Linked DNA regions of Homo sapiens: regions 2 and 3 are each linked to region 1. Evidence: chromatin loops called from intact Hi-C (ENCODE). Cell type or tissue: PC-9. All regions are shown on one strand.

Evidence for each region. Hi-C counts contacts between places; a loop is a spot of excess contacts. Peaks named below come from ENCODE experiments on the same cell type or tissue, not always from the same donor. Only the 100,000 strongest peaks of a DNase experiment are listed, where the experiment ranks them.
Region 2: it touches region 1 in a loop (8-fold over the local background); 10 of 110 quality-filtered maps call a loop at or near these places.
Region 3: a loop joins it to region 1, with 6 times the contacts of the local background. A loop is called at or near these places in 8 of 110 quality-filtered maps.

The regions. Positions count from the first base shown.
Region 1 is chr2:150,474,572-150,482,571 of GRCh38, reverse strand. It overlaps RND3 (Rho family GTPase 3), which reads left to right. Exons shown (of 6, transcript NM_005168.5): 4 at 7,588-7,697. Among named protein-coding and RNA genes, the nearest start is that of RND3, 9.1 kb to the left of the region's middle. RefSeq lists a silencer at 4,063-4,357. In PC-9, no CTCF peak of the experiment used is centred here; DNase peaks (open chromatin) are centred at 2,181, 2,821, 3,311 and 4,211; H3K4me3 peaks cover 4,683 bases; H3K27ac peaks cover 7,808 bases.
Region 2 is chr2:150,137,901-150,145,900 of GRCh38, reverse strand. No RefSeq gene overlaps it. Among named protein-coding and RNA genes, the nearest start is that of LINC01818, 28 kb to the left of the region's middle. In PC-9, no CTCF peak of the experiment used is centred here; DNase peaks (open chromatin) are centred at 2,640 and 3,140; H3K27ac peaks cover 3,175 bases.
Region 3 is chr2:150,163,162-150,171,161 of GRCh38, reverse strand. It overlaps LINC01818 (long intergenic non-protein coding RNA 1818), which reads right to left and starts at 1,673. Exons shown (of 4, transcript NR_187172.1): 1 at 1,523-1,673. It overlaps LOC105373682 (a long non-coding RNA gene), which reads left to right and starts at 4,833. Exons shown (of 2, transcript XR_923467.3): 1 at 4,833-5,080. In PC-9, no CTCF peak of the experiment used is centred here; DNase peaks (open chromatin) are centred at 3,251, 4,301 and 4,661; H3K4me3 peaks cover 1,508 bases; H3K27ac peaks cover 4,427 bases.

The DNA.
Region 1 (8,000 bases):
ATAACTTCTTCATTTTCCTAAAAAATATTTTTCATTATAAAATGAACATTCTTAATAGTTGCAGAAATGCTCCCATTGATTTTCAAATTTCACCCAATGAGTTTCTGCCAAACAATGGGTAATAGTTTCAATTGTGAAGTAATAAGTAAGACCAAAGTAATTCTAATATCTTGTGCTTCAAAATTGGCCACATTTGCCAAGCATAGAAGTAATTTGTAGCATGAAGCCAAATGCCTACTAATAATAGAAATGTAGTCATTTAAGGATCACTGTATCTTTTCCTAAGAGATTTGATTGCAGTGTAATTTCAGCACATGTGATTTAGGGAGTAATAATCATTCATTCCAGCTTTTTAACCAAGGCAAGTTAATGCACATTTTATTTAAGGCTTATTATTACTTTTAACATATTCAATTCAGCTGCTAAATTCCCCACAATAACTATGCTATTGCCTCATGAACACTCTTTCGAATCTTGTCATGATCCAAGTTTCTTTTAAGCCCTGAGTGCTAAAGTTAGTACTTCCTATTTTAGTTTTTAGCATTACTAACACTTAAGGTGGTATCCTTTATTTCTTAGAGAAAAAGAGAGGAAAAATATCTTAGTTACCTAATGGCCTTAATATGAGGACAAACTTCTCTATAAACAGAAGTCTATCTAAGCTGTTATATTTAGATTATTGTACATCAAGTATGAAGAATGGTCTTGGTGACAAGCTCTCTAATGAAATATTTCTTAACAGGGATGGAAATGGTTCAGCAGTATTGGAGATTAGTATATAATTAATCCAGAAAAGCAGCTTAAAAGGGGATCACTGCTCTCTCTCTCCCCCTCCCCTTTTTTTTTGGTGATTTAGCATATAAATGAACACATCTAGACAAGACATAAAAATGATTATAAAACCAGTAAACATGGTTTAGTGCTTTCTGTGTGCATACAATCTGCTAGATGCTATGGGAGGAGTACAGAGCTGGGTGAGAGCAGCTTCTGCCCTTAGGTACTCACAGTTTCACCATGTGATAAGACAGACATGGTGAAAACATGAGTGACAATAAAATTTAAAATATTCAGGCTTTCCCAAACTAACAAAAGAAATCAAATGAGAAGCCCGGATTAAGTGTCAGGTGTTTAGGTGAGAGGAGATGCCAGTAGACTGAGATTTGAACAGGGTAAAGACATCCTTCTTCCCTGACAACCTTCTTTGAATACCCACAGGACAAACAGAGGACATAGAAAGACTTCCTCCTGTCTAGTGCTGTAATACCTGTTTATAGGATGGTGAGCCCGGAGGTTCTAAACCTGGATTTTTCAAGGAGCAACAAGATCCAAAGAGTTCTTGAAGGCCACAAGGGCAGCCCAGGCTCCCTAACTCATGACTTAATGGTCATTGAGGCCCACCACAATTCCCTTCCTTTCTAGAAGTTGACTAAGTTCTAAGAAGTTTTTAACGTTTCTTCCACGTGGAAACTCGCTTACATTTAGTGGCTCTCAGATAAAACAAGATTCTGGAAGCTGAGAATTATAACTTAAATTAACGTTCTTGGAGAAAGGAAGAGGTTAAGAATTTATGAAGGAGCCAGAGAAGCATGGATGCTTGGGATTTGAATATCAACTGTGAAATTGCAGGAAACCAAGCATTTCATCAGGTAGTAATGATCCATTGGAGCTTAGGGTTTCAAAACTAGGTTTAATTCTTAACGAGTTTTCACACTGAAACTCTTATGTAAAAGACCTGGGTTAAGGTAAAACAGATAGTTTGTATGGTGGTTTCCAATAAGCAGTACATAAAACTGCATTTGGAGATTTGTCCACCATGCAGTAATTTCCATTTAAACCAAGGAACCTCCTAAAAAGGGGAGGGGGCAGTATGAATGCTCTTTCTAAGTCTACATCTGTCTGTAGATTTTTTTTTTTTAGCCGCATTTAGTGCTGTTTTTTTTCCAATCTGGTTTCTTGCTAAGTTGCACATTTCAATGAAGCATCCAAATTGGTCATTCTGATAACACCCGAAATAACCAGATGTTTCCTCATTAATCCAGTTCTTTTGCATGTAAATATGACACCAAGAACCAATACTTTCTCCAGTTAGCTCATGGTGCCTGGCGGGCTCTGCCAAATGAATTAGTCGTGGCTCAGTCATTTTCTGATGTCCTTTAAATGACTTCTCAGTTGCTACATATTGGTCACTTTCTCAGAGTCTCCCTTGGCAAAGCAAACATTTTATTGACACGGAATGTAGTTGACGCAGAAGTTTGACCAGGTGTTGTGCACATTGGTTTTGAAAAATGAGCCTGATGACATAGTTTGTGGAAAGATGAATTCACTCATGGGATTCTACTCCAAGAAATCTGATTCTTAGATATCATATGAAACAAAAACTTGAATCCATTATCCCTATTTACTTTTAGGCATATTCATATACATATACTCTTTTCCCTAAAGCTCTTGACTTAACCATGGTTCCACTGTCAGTAAAATATTTTGATTCTTACATATTTTTAAGTACCTCAATAAGATTAGGAGTTTAAAGCTAAACTTTATTTAAAGGCCAAACATATCTACCTGTCTGACTTTCTAATTTTGTATCTACATTGCCCCCAGAAATAGAAAATCTTTATTCCATTTTAATAGCAACACATAAATGCCCACAAAATTTTATAAGATCTGTTCATAGTTCCTATTACCTGAATCCATGGAAGAAACAAACATATTCTTCCTGGGAGTGTTTGTTGCATATTTGCAGGCATGGTATTTGTTGTGCAGACTACTTGAAACAAGAACTAAACAGTCTTACACTGAGTCAGATACAAAAGTTCTGCCCAGACTTGATTCACATTCTTGAGATTGCTGCTAATTTAAACCTTTTCCTCTGATTAGAGATGGCATGAGGAAATGCAATCTTGTAATAATTGGGCAGATCATGCCCTCTCACATGTTAGCTGCTGCTGCGTTCAGATGTGCTCATGGTGGTCACTAAATATACCAAAAGTTAATCTACTTTTCTCTGCCAAAAATATGCAATAGCTTTAGCTTACTCTTCTTGGTAAAAATTTCTTAAGGGGGAAAGGGAAGCTTTTCAGATGAAGGTTCAAGTTAAATAAATTATATTTATGAAATATTCAACAAGAAGAGTTTTCAGTTCTCCAACTCCTCTAAAGCCTCACAGTGTTTAAACTGGTACTTTGCAAAAGGTTCCATAAAGCCTTCCTTTTGGGCATGAATCTTCTTACATATACATTTAATTATGTACATATATGGTGTGTTCTATATTTGCGAAAGGGTGACTTCAGCAGGCAGGTATGTGTCTGAAGAATTAGTTTCTGGGTGAGGCACGTTGTGACTATTCTTTGGCTGGAAATTTTGCTCTCACCCAGAATTAATGATCTTGAATACAAAGATGGGTAGATCTGAAATTTCAAAAGCTCTCTAGAACTTTGCTGATGTTTGCCAAACTTGAGCAACTCAGAGAACCCCAAGTGTACACTTGTTCCAATCTACCCCCAGCAAAGCCTTTCAACTATATTTTCTGGGTGAGCGGGGTACACATTTTGCATATATAGTGTAGTTGTTTCTTTACAATATAGAGTTTCCCTAAGTTTTTCCTTCAGAGGTGTGGCAGGTTACTTAAAAAGGACCTTGGAATAGGGTTGCGAGCTTAAAAGTTTCATATAGTACCAGAGAAATGCTGCATCTGAGAATTTCCATATGCATGAAGCCTATTCCACATGCTGAAAAAGAGTTTCATTTGACAAGCCAAACGCAGTCCCTAAATGTTATTGGACTTTAGTGCATTCTTAGGTACTAGAGCACATACTCTGTGTATATCAATACCTACCATGTACTGCAGTTAAAGTTGAATACTTTCATACTTAGTAAAAATTGTTGAGCCCTCCTGCTTGTGCTGTGTTTAGTTCTACAGTTAGCACCTTGGGAGTTTTTCATGTGCATCTTTTAAAAACACCTATAGAAGTTAATTTTTTTTTTTTTTTTTTGCCGTTTGGCTTCACAGGGTGTTGTAAGACTTTTCTGGAGGGATATAGGAGTTAGGGGCAGGTATTGTTCCTGCTTTACCCACTTACTTTCAGCTCCTTCCTTTGGTGTCATTTCTGCCCCTCTTTATTGCTTCTCACTTCACAGAGTCATTTCTGGAATTCCTCTTCCTTTTTTTTTGGCATGCGTTGTCTCACGCATACCTGTGATTCCACCGTGCCCTCTCCAGCTTTGCTTGCCTTACTTCCTTTGTGCAGTCTCTTGGGCTTTATGGGGAAGAAAAGGAAGGATTCCAAGTGCTTAAACACAGAGTAAACACTGTAAAGTTACACAGGAGGTGTTTTTGTGTGTGAGTGTTTTTGTTTTTTGTTTTGCTTTGTTTTTTTTTTTATCCTGAAAGTCCTGCTGAGCTGATGACTTACATCTTTCCTGGTGGGACAGTTCTTGATAATTCTATATCAATATTTTTCACTGTGAATAAATAGAGACAATAGATATTTCTATCTAAGACAAGATAAACTTAACCTATCAAAAATATAGTGAATAAATGGTCTTGTTATTTTAAATAAATTACTCTTGTCATTGGCAGTCAAATTATGCTTATAACTAAGAAATATGGGAATCAGTTTTACTATTACCTTTGGACACTCGTGTTGATCTAAAAGCAGCACTGTTCATTAGCAAAAGTAATAGAATGGGATCAAAGTGTCATCCCTAATTAGATCATGTTAAACCTCTTAAAAATTACCTGTCTACCTCCACAAGCACGGTGGTTTATTTCTCATAAACCTTTGCACTACATATGTATTTTCACTTATACTGTTAACCGGATAAAAACAAAAGCAGATACAAACTTCCCTGAAAATCTGGTTTAACTGGAGAACTCCGTTTCATTTTAAAATCAGGCCAGAGTCTAAATTTTGCAGATATTTAGATATATGCACTAAGCACAGAAGCCAGCCCACTTGATTTTAGTAGGTAGCAGTCTCCAGCAGGTGACTCAGGGCTGAGCACAAAGCCAGATCTCCTTTGTGGCCATAAAATGGGTGGGGGACGGGAAACATAGTCCACAAAGGGGGGAGGGGTATTCCCAGCAGTCATGTGGTGGCCTGAATGTTGAAACCATTCCTCAGGATTTTCCTGGCAGTCTCAATTTTAATTAAACTCTTTTATCCTCTTTGTATTTCTTCAATCGCTTTTCCTAATTTTTTTATTTGGAAAAGATGGTCTCCATTGTCATAGAGCAGTATTACATCTGGAATTAGCAGTGAGTACTCTAACATCATACAAATCGTATCCTGAAAGGAGCTGGTAGGCACCTGGAACAGTTCTCTAAAGATACCAGGTCTGCTTGTACTGGAAGCTCTCCACAGGGAGAGAGTGGTTTTTCCTAATGTGAGTGATTTCTGGGAAAGGAGATCTCTGAAGCCTCGTTAGGTTTCTGACAATCCTAACTGTTGGCAGCTTTGCCTTCCTGGGTCTGGGATCAGGTTGTCTCTCGCGGACTTTGAGGAGTAGAGGAAACTCTCATTTATATGTCCAGTATTTGGAGCTCCACTCTATGATCTAGAATTTTCTGACTGCCTGTTTGGAAAGAGTCATTCAAATGTTTACAGCAGGTGCCGTGCTAGAGTTAGACTTTGGACACAGAAACAGGAAAGGTTCTAGTTGAGAAAGTGTGAACTTCTTAGAACTAATATGGAAATACTAATGTAGCCATAAATAGTGTTCAACCATCTCGTTTCTGATGCCTTTCGAATGTTCAAATGGGTGAACTATTTGTGAATTATTCTCTTCACCTCAGAGTACTTTCAGCGACTGAAAAGGCAGCCACAGCTTGTCATTTTCAGAGACGGCCTCATTCTAATATACCTTCATACTTAAAATGACTTGACTTTTTAAACTCTAAACGCTTTAAGCTTCTGGGAAATATCTTTCAGCTGTCAGCCTCTGCTCTACCAGGGTCCTGGTTCCAGATGTGGGTAGGCAGCTGCTGCAGCTCATGAACAGCTCTGACTTAATTCTCTATTTATTCACACTTTTCTTCCTGATTCTTGTAACATTCTTTTCTTCCTTGCTTAGCAGACACACGTGGCTTGAAGTTGTCACTCTCCATCGTAAAGGAGCTAGAGAAAAAGCTGCACTGTTGCCTGGGGTTCCATAGCAGATGCCAGGGACCCAGAGTGTACTGTGTGAATAGAGGGCGATGCCCCCTGACTATAGTGCCTTTTAGATCACAAGAACAGCCTCCAAGCAAATGTTGTTTTGATAGAAATATAAACAGTGACATTTTTTCTAAAGCTGCTTTTTAAGTCTCTCTTCCTGACTTTGCCTATTGAGGTTTTGATTTATCAAGGGACAACATGTCCTGTTTTTCTGCTCAAAATGGAAAGTGATGTCAAAATGAAATAGACTTTTAAAAAGAGTTTGGTGGTTTAGATTTTCTTTTTCTACTCTGGAGTCAGATACATACGTGTGTATATATTTGCCTAGTAAAATCATTTTCATGTGATGCTTGTGAAATGTCAGCATACGGAAAATGATTTCTTAAACAAGCGGCATTTGGCAGGCTGTATTTAGTTTTCTAGTCAATCATTTCATAACTATAGGCCTCATGTAATTGCCCATCCTTTGGAATTCTTAAAGAAATAGAAGAAACTTCCTTGATTGACTAGAGAGTTCTGTGGTTAAATTAATTGGCTGGTGCCTTGAACCTTTAGGGTACCCTGGACTTAATTCAGGTTAAGATCCTTAGATCATGCCTCAGTGTCACTCTCAGAGATGGGACTCTGTAAAAAAGCGACATGATCCTATACGACATTTATTACATTCTTGATTGTAACAGGAAGAAAATCTATATAGGGTTTGGCGATAAGTTAAAATAAGCAAGCTCAAAGGTCAATGGCCTATGTAAACTTACATCTTGGAGATGGGTAACACTGATGTGGTTTCTCTTTGCATAGTTGAACCCTTCCTCTTCCTCTCTCCCTCATTCACCCCTATCCTGCTGTCAGAATTGATCTTGAGTTTTGGTCTCTTTCCCAAGAAGTAGTTCAGTTTATGGTTCTTGCTACCACTCAGCTTTTAACAGCAGTAATACAACCATAATGCCCATAGTTAATACGTATTGATCCCTTACTAAAAGCCAGGCCCTGCCTGGGTTTACTTAATCTCAGGTATGTATGTTGTCAGCATCTTCATTTTATGAGTGAAGAATCAGAGGCACAGGGTCCTAAAGCTACCTTGCCCCCTCCCTTTTTAGTGGTGGAGGCAGGTTTACACACAAGACCACCTGGCCCCAGGTGCTTCCCTACTTCACCCAGGTAACTTCAGGCCCTAGTCTTTGAACCATACAGATTTCACTTAAGATCCTGGCCCTCTTCTTGAATTTATGTCAGACACATGTGAGGCTTCATTCATCATATATTTCTAAGCAGGCTTTTGTGTGTCTGTTTGAATTCTTTTCCAAGAATTAGGGGAAGTGGGAGTTGGGTCGTGATGTGACAGTCAAAGGACTTAGCCGGAAAGGGTAGAGTTAATGCATGACAGACAAGGGGACTCTCATCTGAAAATTTGTGTGTCTTTGTTTCTTCTCAGGTTCTCCTTACTATGACAATGTCCGCCCCCTCTCTTACCCTGATTCGGATGCTGTGCTGATTTGCTTTGACATCAGTAGACCAGAGACCCTGGACAGTGTCCTCAAAAAGGCAAGTGCTGGGAAATGATGACACACTTCAGTACTGGGTGATGTATAAATAGAAACGTGGGGTTTGTTGGGAAGCTCAAAGACTCTAATCAATTCCCTGCCTTACAATTTGTAATTAAACACTAGAAAGAACCCTTTCACACCAAAATGGGGTTTCCACTTTTTGATGATGAACTTGCTTGAAATTTTATTTCATGAAGCTCTGAAACAAAATACCTTTTAAGGGCCTTCATGTTTGTCCTTTGGGAGAAAAATGGTACAGCTAACAACAGTTATATTTGATTACTATCATATTCATGTGTTC
Region 2 (8,000 bases), 340 kb after region 1:
TTAGATAAAGCAATCTGCCATAGGGTATGACTCCAGTTGCAGCATACACACAAGAACGCACACACACAAATCTTCCCCTGAGCCCTGACAATAGTGGGATTGAGGCTAACTAGGGCTCATGAGTTTAGATTTCAATTAGCAAAGAAGTATGGGGATTCTTCTGAAATGTTCACCTATAGGGATGAGAATTGCTTTGTGCAACCTCTTGCAAAGCATTCTTTGAATTGCATCTGACACTCATTTGAAGGGTATTTAAAGGAAAAGAAGGCTAGGAGTCAAAATTGAAAGTGCAAATTGCAAATGCTTCCCTTCTAGAGTGATAGGGCTATAAATACCGAGGCTCTTTCTGTTAAACAACAAATGGAAATGCTCCAGAATCAATGAGAGATGTTAGCACCAGGGAAAAACAGCATCTTAAATCCTTACATTAACAATTAAATCAGACACTTTTGACACTTTCTCGGAGACACTCCTGGCAGTACTTTATTCTTCATGGCACGATTCAGAAACTCACAGCAGGTGACAAGCATATTTTGGAGGATCATCAGTTCAGCTTTCCCAGCACTCTTCCCAAACATAATTCAATATATTATATTCGAGCCAGTTTCAGGTTTTTTGAAAAAAGGTGATGGGTAAAAGTAAGTAGGCTTCCAGAAATGTGCTCCATGGCCTTAAGAAGCTAATGGCTGCAGAGAGAGAACTGACCTTCTCAATAAGAGTTGAATATTAACACACTCAGAAAAAGAAACTGATTTATTCATAAGATCCCAAGGACCCTGTGTTACAGTCCCTATGAATCATGAGTAATCTTGTATTCTGGGAGAGCATGAAGACTTAGAGATTACTCACCCTACTATACATGGTCCTTATTCAACGAAATTAAAAGTATTTTTCTTGTGATCATTATAACTGAGCTAATTTTATAAGACATCTAGTGCTAAAGGAATAATAAAACAGAAACAATAAAACTTGAGAATTTTAAGAATCTTATTTTTTTAAAGTGTTCTAAATGCTTTGAGTCTGCCCAATTAAAAGTCCTAGCTTGATTGAGACTCTTGCCATAATTGAATCATGAGGCAGGTTGCTGGGATATTGACACTGGGAACAGCTACTCTTCATAGCTTCTAGAAGCCTCACTGCCAGTTCCTGAACTGAGCAGCTGATAATGCGGCCACCACAAAGGCAGAGGCTGTGTGAGGGAGCTCTAAGGAGCTGGCAGTAGGGTCAGACAGAGCAACATTTGAATCCTGAGTTACCTATTAGCTGTGTGACTTTGGTGGGTTCCTAGACCTCTCTGAACCTCAGTTTTAACATTCACAAAATGGGGATGATAGTACCTGCCACATGTGTTTGGGACCTAGCAGTGTTAGCCCAGAGTAAGTAAGTGGCCTGAGATAGTGTTACTGGCAGTCTCTGGTCCTCTCTGCCTTTCCATCTGCAAAGGAAGGAGAGAGAGTCCAAAGACCTAAAGTGAGGGCTAGAGCAAATTACAGAAGTCCTAAAACTAACTTCACTAGGAATTTGAGGGCGTTGTCCAAGGAAATATAGACCATGATGGAAACACTGCCCAGCATGCAAATAAACAACAATCAGCGCACCCTTCATGTAGCTGCCTTTGTTCCAATCAGCAAATGACAAGCACCCAGGCTTGTCTCTGGGATTTTGGGAAGACAAGAGCAAATCCATTGTGCATGAATGTGCATTCTTGTGCTCACTTCTGGACAGGGTTATGAATGTGCTTTCAGCAGTGCATTTGTCAGAAAGCTTGATGGGCTTTTGTGTGACCCCAAGGGAGGGGAAGGTGAGATTACAAATCTAGGTAGTTCTTTATCCATCTAGATGAGAGGAAGGAAAAGACAAATCCCAGACCCACATACACTGTTCTCCACACTCTCCTCTTTGCTATCCGGCTATAGCTTGAACTTATTTGGGGAAGGGAACGGCAAGACCAGAATACTGGGAACTCTCTGTGTCTGTAGTAATAGTCTGGGAGTAGAGAGTAACAATCTCAACCCTAAGTCTTATCTCTTGATCTCTGTGCTCTCTGCAGCCATTACAATGAAAGTCTCCAATCTCCCAGTTTCTGCTCTTAGGAGAAAAGACAACTTTGGTGTTTGAACAACTCCCAGGATCCCTGACTTCTCTTTGTTTTTGATACCCATAGTTTTCTTGCTTTCATGCTGCTTCATAAGGTTTTTTTGTTTTGTTTTTTAAATTATCCAGAATTTTAGTTGACTTTATTAAGAGGTTTGTTAAAAGTGTTCAAAATGAGCACTGAATTTGCATTAATTTGTATGTGTGATCTGTATTAATTTATATGGTTTCCAAATTAAATACACTCATCTTGATGCAAATATTTAGACATCTTGAAGAATGCAACCCTTGAGCGGAATCCAGCTACTACTGACTCACAAAGCACCTGTCCCCTGTTTCCCAGCTGTCCCATGTCGTGTGTGTTACTGACCTCCTTCATTTGGCATCTTTTCTCAGACTTGAAAAGAATGAGGTTATTTTCATACTTCTTTCCACAGGGAATCAGCTACAAATACATAATGCGAGTTGTCTGGAAAAGTTATAAGAAAGCAACTCTCTAATCAGATGACCTCTGAATGACTCAAAACGTCATGAATTAATGCAATAGAATGGTGAAAATCAAAAGTGAAACAGAGCTTAGGAATGTTGCATCCTCTTTTGGTCCTCTTGAACAATGCTTACCTTTTGGGCCACTCAACTTTTCCACGTGTTAAGTATTACGATCACATGTATCGGTAAGATTGTGAAGCACCACTCTTAGTTCCTTGTGCAAATGCTAATTCTACAGCCTTATGGCCAGACTTTCTAATAGAGTTGCTGAACACTTATTGTTTTTTCAATATCTCATCAGCCCTAAATCTAGATGGGCTTAATTTTCTAGAAATTTATTATATTACAACTGCCTCTCGCATAACCCAGAATTTATTGAACATAATGTTTAAGAACACAGACTTGGACCCCAGACCTATATTGAAATGAAGACCTATCATTTAAAAGCTGTGTCATCTTGAATGAAACATGCTTTCCTTATATGTAAAATGGAAATAGTTATGGTACAACTCATCAGATTTTGAGGTTAACAGGGTAATGCCCATAAAATGCTTAGCTCATGACCTATACATACTATGTGTTCAATAGATGAAGAATGTTTCTATTATGAATCATTTTTTGTTTCTATGATATTGCCATGACAATGCATAAAATGTTTGTTAATGTTTTTATCCTGACTACTCTTTACCATCCCTGATAACAGAGTAATGTTTGTGTTTCTTGTGGGATTTAGAGCTGTTTGAGAAATTAGGATGGCAGCTTCAGGTGGGCAGAGAATTTTGTCAGCTTTGTTCTCTTCTACAATTCGGATCCCACTGCAGTGCCTTATATAGAGCAGATAATAACTATATCTACTGAATTAATGAATGAATGAATTATATGAGGTCAAAAATATAAATGGACTATGACATTAGACATAAAATAATAGAAAATCAAGGATGATAGTCTTACTTCATGTGATCAAACTCCATTTCAAAAATAAATGTATCATATTTTGGGAATTTTTATAACAAAATATTAATTTAATCTAACAATTATAACTTTTACAATTTAAAGCACCAAGTGCATACAATGTTTAAATAAAATATTTTATTGTAACAATCAATATTCATTCAGTTCTTGTTAGAATTATGCTTTGCAATGTTCATTGTTAAGAAATTTCTAAAGTGTGGTTTTGATGCTGATCTATGTAATAGCAAACATTTATGATATCCTGAAATAGACAAATGATTGTGAACGGAAGCTTTTTGATATTCTGACAATATGAAATGTTAGTTCCAGATTGAGACAGCAGGGACGCATTTTACAATTTGATTTCTACTTATGTTTCTGTATTTTTTGTGCCATGTAGAGGTAAGTTTTGCAGGACTAAAAATTGTCAGTTTCTATTACAAACTAGATTCATTATTGGTAAAAGTCTTCAATCATAAAATCTGACATCATTTAAACTTTTAAAGCTAGGGCAGGAAGCATCATGACATGAGTCAGTTACAGTTAGATAAGCAATCATCCTATGGGGAATATTCTTATACGAGCAAAAAATAGCCATAAAATGACATAATGGGCCATAGATGCATCTCATTTCCTCTCTGTGTGGTGAACCACCAACGGAAGTCTTTAATACAATGAAAAATAGAATTTTGTTTTTAATTCATGAAAACAGTAAGTGATAGAGCTTAAGCATGAGAATACACACTGGAAAATCTTGATTTACTTTTTCCATAATCCAACTGTGAAGGGCTGAAAAATTGAAAGACATTCTAGAGAGTTTTTAAACATTGTGAAAATAAGACTGAGAAGAGAGAGTGTTTACTGAGCATGCATTGCATGTCAGGCAGCACAGCCTGGCACCTGCCTACTTCTTACCCACCTACTCTGCCTGGGATCCAAATATCTGCCAGGAAATTTATTGTAACAGCCTGAGGGCGGGGACCTAGTTTTATTGTGCATTGTACTCCCACATGCAGCCTAGTACATAATTTGTAAAAACACTCTTGTACTAAATATTTGCATATCTCTAGAACGTTAGCTTCTGATTGAGACAGCAAAGACACTGCCACTGCCAGAGTTCCTCCAAGTTCATTGAACAAAAAGAAGGAATAAGATTGTCTGAGGATATGGTCACCTTTGCTTTTTAGTAGAAAATGAGGCAAGTAAGGATGTGAACAAACTTTCATAAATTACTTCTTGCCTTCTTGTGAAACATGAAATAAGTGCATGAGAATAATGATTAGAGGAAAACGTCTTATTGAGCTGTTTCATCATCTGCAAATCACAGTAGCTAACATTTATTAAGAGCTTACTTATTTAACAAGCATTGTCAGTGGTTTAACAAGAATTAACTCATTTAATCCTCAAGATAACCTTATGAGAAAGGTCCATTATTATTCCTATTTTACATACCAGGAAATGAAGGCACAGAGACTTGCCATGGTTTTCCCACAGCTAGGAAATTAGGAAGAGGTTGAGCCTGGTTTCATTCCACAGCAGTCTCTGACTCCAGCCAAATTGCTCAGCAATTCCTACATGGTACTAGCTTTTTGTTTAGCCACTGATATTAACTTGTTCATCTTTCTCCCACAAATAAACTGAATCTGGATTTTTTTTTTTTTTTTTTTTTGCTGCTTTTAGTTTAGTTCTAATGCTTAGAACATTAACAGCTATTTAGAATGTAGAATGTAGATGTTGATTACCTCTGTAATCTGTAACTCAATTATCACTTTGCCATTGCAAACCCTGGTCCATGCCTCCTTCTATTCTAAGCGCTGAATATCTACATTATTTTTGCCGCCTTCCCTAAAAGAGTCTGGACTGAATTTTTAAGGCGTGCTTACAACATAAGTACACATAAAGAAATGACTGTCACATGAGCTATATTGTGCCATATGGCGGTTGCATCTTTTCCCATTGCATTTGTGCCCTCCAGGCTTTCTGTATTTTCTATCAGTGGTTTCTGGTTTGCTCCCCTGGGTGTCTTGCTTAGCACTAGTGCCTACTAAATCAAACTTGCTTTTGACAGACAATTTGTATAATTTATTGGGATGTAGGGGACTCAAAAATGTTTTTGTATCTCCAGTGACTTGGTGTAAACTGGATGGTGATAGTCCAGAAAATTATCCTCCCAGCCCCACAGAAATCACTGTGTGACTCCCGCCATGATTAACTTGGAGGCAGATTAAATGTTGTGTTTGACTTTCAATGCAGTTTGCTGTCAACTCATTCTGAAATAATTATAATGAACCTTCAGATTGGACATGTATTCTATTCAGTGGGTGGCAGATCTGTTTCTAAACATATTTCTTCATGGAGCAGATTCCTAGTGGGGTTTATATTTCTTAACTATTCTTTATAGTAAACATCGCCCCACAACAGTTGCATTTGCATGTCAATAGCAAAGGTTCTGTGTGTGCGTGCATGTGTGTGTGTATGAGAATGGGTAGAACACAAGCGTATATATCTACTTTTATTTTTGTTTTCATTGTATCATCTGAGATTCATTCATCTCAAAATAAAAAAGGATCAAGGAGGCAGAGCAATATATAATGAAGACACTAAATGATTTAGTCGATTTCAGAGAAAATGGTTATCTAATGTATTTACAAGAATAAAACACATAGTAATTTTGTTTTAATTACCTGGATAATTGCAATTCCTCTTGTTATAATTCCAAGTCCAGGAAAAGAGTGTGACTTTGGGACATACGGGTGCAGATATGTTGTCACTGATTGCTGACTAGTATATACTAAATTAACAAAGTCAACATTGTAACTTACCATACCCTTTAGGTATTAAAATGCTTGATTTGAGTCTTTCCTTCTGGTTACTTTTTCCAAAAGTTTGGAAGGCATAGATGCCCATATTTTATCTAATCACTTCAAAATCACCAACATAAGCAGTTGTATTGCAGTTCTGTGAAAGATTTTGAACAATAATAAAATCTAGGGCAATCATGATTTTTAGGAAATCATTTTTATGGATATCTTCTCTGCTGCCAGAACTTCAGAAATATTCCATAGAGTGAAAGCCTAATAGTGCTTCTGGTTACCATCAGGCCTTTGGAATTTCAATAGAAACGAAAGACAGTCTGTGTAAAAACTTCTTAAGATTTTATGAGCCTGTTTAACTTCCCACAATTTGTTTCCTCAGAAGGTGTGTTTATTATTTCCTATCTGATTTCCCTCAGAATGGAGCAGTAAATTCTGAAAATGAGAAGGGTCCATGATATTTATCCCCAGGTCTCTCCTCTCAGTCCCAGATGCATAAACACAGCTGCCCATGTGGCATGTCTACTTGGGTGACACTCAGGGACCTCAGTGCCCACACACCAAAATGGGTCTCTTGATTCCTTGCCCTCACCTCCTCCCCTAGGCTTTCCCAGCTGAGAAAAAGGCACTGATACCCACACAGTTGCCAAGCCAGAAAGTTTATTTAAACATTTTTGTTCCAGTATTGTATAGCCCACAGAGCAAAAAGAGCATAAAGCACATGCATCTGATGTGTACAGTTCAACCAACTTCTACTTATGAATACACCGTGTAACCACCTGGATCATTTCCAAGATGCCAGAAGGTTCTCTTGTGACCCTCTGGGAGTCATTGATTTCTTGTTTTTCACTCTTGCTATTCTTCCATAATTTATCCCGAGCCTTTTCATTTTTCTTCATTTTTTCTGCTTTCACCATGATTATCTTTCACCTGGACGACTCCAGTAATGATCTCCCCGCTTCTACTTTCACCAATTCATTATCTCTACAGAGTCATCTTTTAAAAACTACAACACTGATCATTTCATCCCCTTCATCCTTAATCTCACCTTTACACTTAAAATAAGAGGGCAATGGAATGCATTATTAGGGCTTACAATGAACGCCTTTAAGAAATGGTCCCTGGCTGCCCTCCAATCTCATCTCCTCCGCTCTCTGCATCACTGCTTCCAGGTGTCTGAGTTTGTTGTTGGCTGGTTTTGGTTGTTGTTGCTGCTGCTTCTTTGAGCTCCTGTAAAATGCCCTTAAGGCCTTTTGCACACAGTGTTTCTTTGATATGAATGTTTTTCATCTTCTTTTTCTCTCCTCCCACCCCACTTCCATCCCACACTCGTGCCCATACTTACATATTGTCTTCACTTGGCTAGTTCTTTCTCATTCTTCTTTCTCAGTGTAAACATCACCTCTCCATAAAGTGTTTTCTTGCCCCTAACCTAAAAGACAGTTTTCAATGACTCTCAGAAAGTCATGTCGCTTTTCTTTATAGCACTGAGCACAGTTTGCAATTTTTATATTTAAGCGTTGCTTCTAGTTGTGTATCACCTAACCTCTGCTAACTGAGGTCCTTAGGGAGGAACCAAAGATGTTATTTGAATCCTGTGTCCTTAACAACTAGCACTGCACCCAGTATACAAGAAGTACTTAGTAAATAATT
Region 3 (8,000 bases), 310 kb after region 1:
AGAGCACTGCTCCCAGCTCCACAGCGCCCAGTCCCATCGACCGCCAAAGGCTGAAGAGTGCGGGCGCACTGCGCGGGACTGGCAGGCAGCTCCACCTGCGGCCCCAGTTCGGGATCCACTGGGAGAAGCCAGATAGGCTCCTAAGTCTGGTGGGGACTTGGAGAATCTTTATGTATAGCTAAGGGATTGTAAATACACCAATCAGCACTCTGTCTCTAGCTCAGGGGTTGTAAATACACCAATGGACACTCTGTATCTAGCTAATCTAGCGGGGAGGTGGAGAACTTTTGTGTCTAGCTCAGGGATTGTAAATGCACCAATCAGCACCCTGTCAAAATGGACCAATCAGCTCTCTGTGAAACAGACCAATCGGCTCTCTGTAAAATGGACCAATCAGCAGGATGTGGGTGGGGCCAGATAAGAGAATAAAAGCTGGCTGCCTGAGCCAGCAGTGGCAACCTACTGGGTTTTCCTTCCACGTTGTGGAACTTTTGTTGTTTTGCTTTTTGTAATAAATATTACTGTTGCTCACTCGTTGGGTCCACACTGCCTTTATGAGCTGTAACACTCACTGTGAAGTTTGTAGCTTCACTTCTGAAGCCAGTGAGACCACGAACCCACCAGAAGGAAAAAACTCTGAACACATCTGAACATCAGAAGGAAGGCTGTCCAGACAGACTGCCTTTAAGAACTGTAATGCTCACTGCGAGGGTCCGTGGCTTTGTTCTTGAAGTCAGTGAGACCAAGAACCCACCAATTCTGGACACAATACTGGTTGCAGCTTCTTAGTGTTTCCTGCTGGTTTTTTCCTTTGTTTAGATCTGTAAATATTAGGGCTTCCCACACTCTGAACTTGAAACTCTTTTCTTCTGTTCCTTAATGATTCCCACATCAATTTTCCAATCCAGACCTTCTCTCTGAACTCTCTAGACTTATAGATCATCTGTCTTTGTGCATCTCTCCTTTTATGTGTAACTGATATCTCAAACACTAAACCACAAAAGGAACCCTGGTTTAGCCCTCCTAAAAATCTACTCCCCATCTGTCTTCTCCAGCTCTTTCAAAGGCAACTCTCATTTCATTGCTTATACCCCAAACCCTTTGAGACATCCTTGATTCTTCTCATACTCTATATTCAATTAATCAATAAATTTATTTGCCTCTACCTTCAAAATATATCTAAAACTCAAGCTACCTTTATGTCTTTTGAAATTTGTAATACCTCTTGTGGCAATGAGTAGCGCTTGACACTCAATAGATTCTTCTTTATCAGTAATAGAATCTGACTTTTAGCTGACACATGGCCTCCTATATAAAAACTGTACTTTCCAGGTATGATGGTTAGTATTAGGTGTCAACTTGACTGGATTGAGGGATGGCTCAGTGGCAGCGAAGCATTAATTCTGAGTGTATCTGTGAAGGTGTTGCCAGAGGAGATTGACAGGATAGTCGGTGGACTGAGAGAGGAAGACCTGCCCTCAATGTGGGTGGGTACCATCTAATGGGCTGCAGGAATACTTACAACAAAGGAGGTGGAAGAAGGAAGACATTCAGCTTGCTTGCTTTTCTTTTTTTCTTTTTCTTGCTTCCTTTTTTTTCTCTCTTTCTCTCTCTTTTCCAGAGCAGTACCCCTTTTCTTCTCCTGCCCTAGGACATCAAATTCCAGGTTCTTTAGCCTTTGTACTCTGGGACTTGCACCAGTGGCCTTCTGGGAACTCTCAGGCCTTTGGCCTCAGAGTGAGGGTTGTACTGTTTGCTTTCCTGGTTTGGAAACTTTTAGACTTGGAGTGAGTAATGCTACCAAAGGCTTCCCTGGCTGCCAAGCTAGCCATGCTACTGGCTTCTCTCATTCTCCAGCTTGCAGACAGCCTCTCATGGGACTTCACTTTTGTGATTGTGTGAGCCAATTCAATTCTCCCTAATAAACTCCCTTTCTCATATATATATATAACCAATAGATATTTGTTCTGTCCCTCTGGAGAACCCTGATTAACACACTAGGCTTTCTTGTATCTAAGTGAGGCCAAATAACTAATTTCTGACCAATGGGAAGTAATCACAAATGTTATGCAAGCTTTGAAGGGGAGGAATATAGATAAAATGGCTGGAACAAAAATATCTCCATATGGGGAAGGGCAGGAGAACCTTATAAAAACACTCAAAACCTTATTCAAATCTTTGTGATTTGAATACTAATGACTCATACATTTAATGTTATTTACATCAGATGGTGCAATTAAAATTTATTTAGGACCAAATTTGAGCATGCAACAAAGGTGGACATTCCTTACTCTGTCAAGAAGGGAAAAAGGAAAGAGAGCAAGTAGCATTTATCAAATACCAGGAGCTCTGCTGTGGCTTTTTTCATGTTATGAAGCTTGGTTCTTACAACATCTCTTCTTGGCAGGATTATTATCCATGTTTTATGCAGAGATATGATCAAGGCTTTGGAGGTTCACTTAAAATGGTGTTGAAATGGCAGGGCTCGTTTGACCTCAGTGAATGAGTGTGAATTTGTTGATTTAAATAATAGATTGGTTTAGTGTAGAATATATTGAATTATCCCTAATGTCCCACATGGTTTTGTTTAGCAGAAATGCAGTTTCCACCCCTCAAAATCTCATGACTTTTTAGTGATGAAATCATATGTGTGGATTCAGTACAGGGTCTGAGACCTAAATAATTTTCTTAGTTCCTTTTGGCTACTATAACAAAATACCATAAACTTTAGGGCTTGTAAGCAACAGAAATGTATTTCTCACTGTTCTGGAAACTGGGAAGTTCAAGATCAAGGTGCCAGCAGATTTGATATTTGGGGAGGGCCCACTTCTGACTGTAATCTCACATAGCAGAAAAGGGGCAAGGTAGCTCTCTGGGGCCTCTGTTATAAGACCACTAATCCCATTCATGAGGGCTTATGATATAATCACCATCTACAGGCCCCATCTTAGACTATCTCATTGGTGTTTAGATTTTCAGCATATGAATTTGAAGGGCATTCAGACCGTAGCAAAGATGTTTAAGAGAAGCTAATTTTCTGCCCCCCTACACCTTCCCCTTCTAAGGAAGATTATGTAAGAGCTTTGTTATAGATTTTTAAGAAAATATTTGAATATTTGAAATGTTTGAATGTTTGAAATATATGAAATAAATAAGCACAAATAAAGCATGCCCTAGAAATGTTTCCCTCATTACTCAGTGTTTGCAGTAAGTATTTGATCTAAGTGTGTTTCAGTTTACTGATTTGCACTGTAAGCCTGAGGGACAAATAATAAAGGTTTGTAAAATAATACCAAGAAAAATGGAAACCACAGCTTTCAGATAAGAATGCTTGGTATGACTCATCTCCTGGTGGAATCACCAGAGCAGGCCCATTGTACATTTCTGCCTGGAGAGTACACCTCCACGATAGCCCAGACCTTTCCCCATCCGTACCCTCAAATTATTGGTAAATATAGTGGGCATTTGTCAGCTGAACAGCATTTGTAGGTAGCTTTGGTGAAGCAGCAGTTTCCTCCTTGCATATGGCTTTAATTTGCATACTGTTATATATGGCCTTCCAAGTTCCAAGGGGTAAATTCAACTATGTCTCTTTCATAGTAAAATTTTTCTTAGATTTAAATTTCATCAACCTGCTCAAACCTGTAAAGAGAAGCAACAGAACTAAGTCCTCAGTTTCTTTTTTTTTCCTTTTTTTTTTTTTTTTTTGAGACGGAGTCTTGCTCTTTCACCCAGGCTAGAGTGCAGTGGTGCGGTCTCGGCTCACTGCAAGCTCCGTCTCCCAGCTTCACACCACTCTCCTGCCTCAGCCTCCTGAGTACCTGGGACTACAGGCGCTCGCCACCATGCCTAGTTAATTTTTTATATTTTTAGTAGAGACGGGGTTTCACCACATTAGCCAGAATGGTCTCGATCTCCTGACCTTGTGATCCGCCCGCCTCGGCCTCTGTTTCTAGTTTCTATTTCCTATGTGGAATTTTTAAAAGAACTACATTTTAATGATAAAGAGGCAAATTCCATTTGGCAGCACTTAGGATACAGGGACCATACTTGGGAAATATTCATTAACATTCAGTAATTTAAGAATCCTTAAGGCCTAATTATCAAAGTGAGTTCAATTACCACAGGCACCCATTCATTTAATTGGCTGGAAACACACAAAGAAATTAAATGATACCAATGCCAATTTGGCCCCAAAGTCTCATTCCGTATTTATTTATCATTTTTATAAGAAGGGTGTTCATGGTGATTGCTGCTAGTTCCTCTGCTGAAACAAGCCCACAAAACCGCAAGAGCAGCTCAGCATTCTTTGACCTACTCGGGAACCCAATTAAAATTAACAGGCCTTGCATCTTCATATATCACATGTTACAGATTGTAAATACTCATCCCATTTAAGAGCAACAGAATAACTGGGTTCATAACAAATCTCCATAAGTCTAACTGATATTTACCAGTTAGGGAAATGTGACAGGTAATGGAGAAGAGACTGAGAATAAAGGAGCCTCTGCAGTATGATCATCATTTCACCCTGTCTAGAAATACTGCTGTGTCATTTCTTTGCTCCTTCAGAAAGCCCGGGAGTTCCTGCGCCAATTGTCACCGATGTTGCTTCCACTGGCTGGAGGTGCTGACTACTTTGGCTTTTTCCCTTGGGAGGTCAGACAGAGGTCATGTGGGAAGCATGCTTTGTTTACCCAGAGAGGACCTCCTGTTCTGCCCCTTGGCATGTTTACTTTCCTGGTTGCCTACTTGGAAAGCCCTATGACTGCTGGCAGGGAGAGCTCTGGTCACTTTCACTACCTTCTCAGATTTTCAGCTCTTGGGGCTTCAGTAGGACCTGCCTTTCAGTAACTTTCAGAGGCATGGGGAGCCCTTCCCTGAAAGAGAGGAGAAGGTGACATCTTAGAAACTGTGATAAAATGATCTCAGGACCCAAAAAGAAAATGGACAAGCCTGGCAATGAGAGTTTGCAATGTGATGCAATCACGGGCAATACCAGGGTGGAAATTGGATGGGCAGCTTTCTTCTCTCTAGAAGATTTTCTTTCCAAGTCCATTCTTTCTTTTCATATTTTCATGTAAGTGTGCCTTCTTTTTTGTATCTCTTCTTTATGCTAAATTTACTACCCAATTTTATTAATGTATGTTACAGCTCCTAGCAGATGTTGAAGAAATATGAATTGGTTATGATTTACAGCCTAGAGAACTGATTAAAAAAAACACACTTTATTTTTTTATAAAGTGCTTTTCTGAGTTTTAACAAAAAGGCACAGGTTGTTGAAAGGGTATCAGACACTTAAATTGACAGAATTCTGAGGATCATCTCCTTCCTGCTGCTTAATATGAGTACAGTGTCACAATTTCAATTTCCGAGACTCAACATTTACCAGGGCCATTGCCGGCATCATTGTGGATGCTGGTGTTCATTCTGTCTTCCAATTGGCAAGCCTTTTGACTTATTTAGCATTGAAAAGTCAATGGCGAGACTTACATTCTTTCTACCCCACTTTCAAAAACTTGGCAGTGTCTTATTTTCAAAGTGGTCTGATGGAATGAGAATGGGGCTCTTGAAACTGCTTGATTTTCCCGCATGAATTTTGTTTAAACCTTCACCACAAATTAGTTAACATGCAGTACGTTGCCAAAGGATGCAGCCAAGTCTTTCCCTTTATTGTTCCGGAAAGTAAGACAACACAATTCCATCCCCAGTCCACCTCTCTTTTTAACCAGTGACCCACTACAGTAATTTATTTTGGGTTATAGGTCCCATGAGTTTACACATACATTTTATTTTGAAGTAAGAACTACTTCAGCTAGTGCTTTAGCAGAAATTTTTAAAAGTAAAGTCAAAATTTATATAACAATCTTGGGTTAAGTCTCGTGTAATCAAGTCCTAACTCCCTTGAATAAAAGATAATAAAACAAACAAATACAAGAAAAAACAAGAAAAAAATGATTATCAAGAAGCTCATGGCTAAATTAAACCCACTAAAGCTGTAACTGAAAGGGTTTATTTGTGTAAGAAAGCCAATTGCCGTCTTAATGCAAGCCTTTTACATCCTTAGATCTGGGCACCCAATTTATTCTTATTGATCTTCATCTCCAACCTTAAAAGCATCTCTTAAAAGGCTGTTCGTACAGCCTAGAGAATAACATCTATAAAAGGACCTTTGAACACCAGTATTGGGTCAAGCTAACTGATGTCTCTGACTGATCGACTTACTTTGAGTACCACACGCAACTATGTTTTCTGGAATCCAGAGTAGCAGAGTAGGCAGGTATATTGTGAAGAGAGAAACTCAGAGGGAGAAGGAGCAAGGGAAGGTAGACTAGTAAGCAAATTCTTTAATTACAACTTCCTACTTCAATTCAGCAAGATGATTATTGGTTCACCTAAGAGTCAATAGTGCTCCAAGACTACAGACAATAATGAACATCAACAAAGACATAGCATGAGTATGTTTAAGTTTTAAAGTTTATATATATAAATCCCACCACAGAGCAAAGTTCAGGAAATATAGTTATGTGAAACATCAAAACATAAAGCAATCTTTGGAATATAATTTTACAAAAGAAGTAAATACATTTAAAAATTGGTTTTTTTGCTGAATGTTTGCTGCTATTTCAGGCCGTCAGTCTAAATTTATGTGGAACCATCAAAAAACCATATATATAAAAGTATATAGATTTTGTGTGGGATTTACTGGAAATTATCATATGTGTATGTATATGTAGTAATAGTAGTGAGTATTTGCTGAATGTTTACCATGTACCAGGTGCATGTAACTGGTATACTATGCATGAATACTTCTGGGGTAATCGAAAGACTTGTTTTGTTCCGTTTTTTTTGGTATACTGCTATTCTTTTTAAAAAGTTTAATATTTTAGCCTGCTTGGGCAGTATCAGTACTTTCTTTACCAGCATCCTAAGTCTACTTGGGGTTGTACAGATACTTTTATGTGAACAATCAGAAGATCTAGTACATAATAAATCAAAGTCACCGTGTAATTTAACGTCAAGTCCTCCCTGCTTTCCCAAGTTCCGCAAACCCAAAGTGGGAAAGGGATGTGTCTGGCTTTCCTCTTTCATTCACTTGCTTGCATACTCTTCCCTGCAACCCATCTGTGATGATTAAATCTATGTGTCAATTTGGTTAGGCCATAGTACCCAGATATTTGGTCAATTATTATTCTTGATGTTTCTGTGAAGGTATTTTTTTTAGATGAGATTGACATTTAAAACAGTGCATTCTGAGTACAGCAAATTGAACACCATAACATTGTGAGCCTTAGCCAATCAGTTGAAGGCCCTAATAGAACAAAGACTGACCTCCTGCAAGCCAGGAGGAATTCTGCCAGCAGACTGTCTTTGGATTCTAACTGAAACTCTTTGCTGAGTCTCCAGCCTGGCAAATGTTGAAAAATCTGTCTATATCTCTCTGGAACACTTGCTTGATTCTTCCCAAATCTCATTGCAGAAGCTAGGTGCACTCACCCTCTTGCAATAACCTTGAACACACCAATGCATCCTTGCACTGGGTGGTTGCATGTGACTCCTTTCAAACACTGATGCTCCCCTCTGGCTTTAGCTGCTGGGGTCCTCCATCCCTCTCAGGCAACTCTGTGTGACTGTACATGTACCAGGTAACTTTCTCTCTCCTGGATAGTCAGCATCTGCTCCTCAGAAAAGCAACTAAACCCTTTGCTCTGACAAATACTTGCTCCGCAGGCTGTCTCTAACCCATAAAAATGGTCCTGCCTCTGTTTCCCAGGCACTGAGCCCATCTCTGTTTATTTACCTTTCCTGATCCCTGAAGCAGGAGTGAGATCCACAATGTTCTTCAGCCCCAGACACGGTATAGGCAGGTCTCAAAATATTCACATTGAATTCCTTTCTCAGTTCAAATTTACAAAACAGTGGGCTAAAAGGTAACAAGACCACACATCCCAGCCATCCACTCCCAGACAAATTCTAGGGACCAGTCAGCAACAGATCTT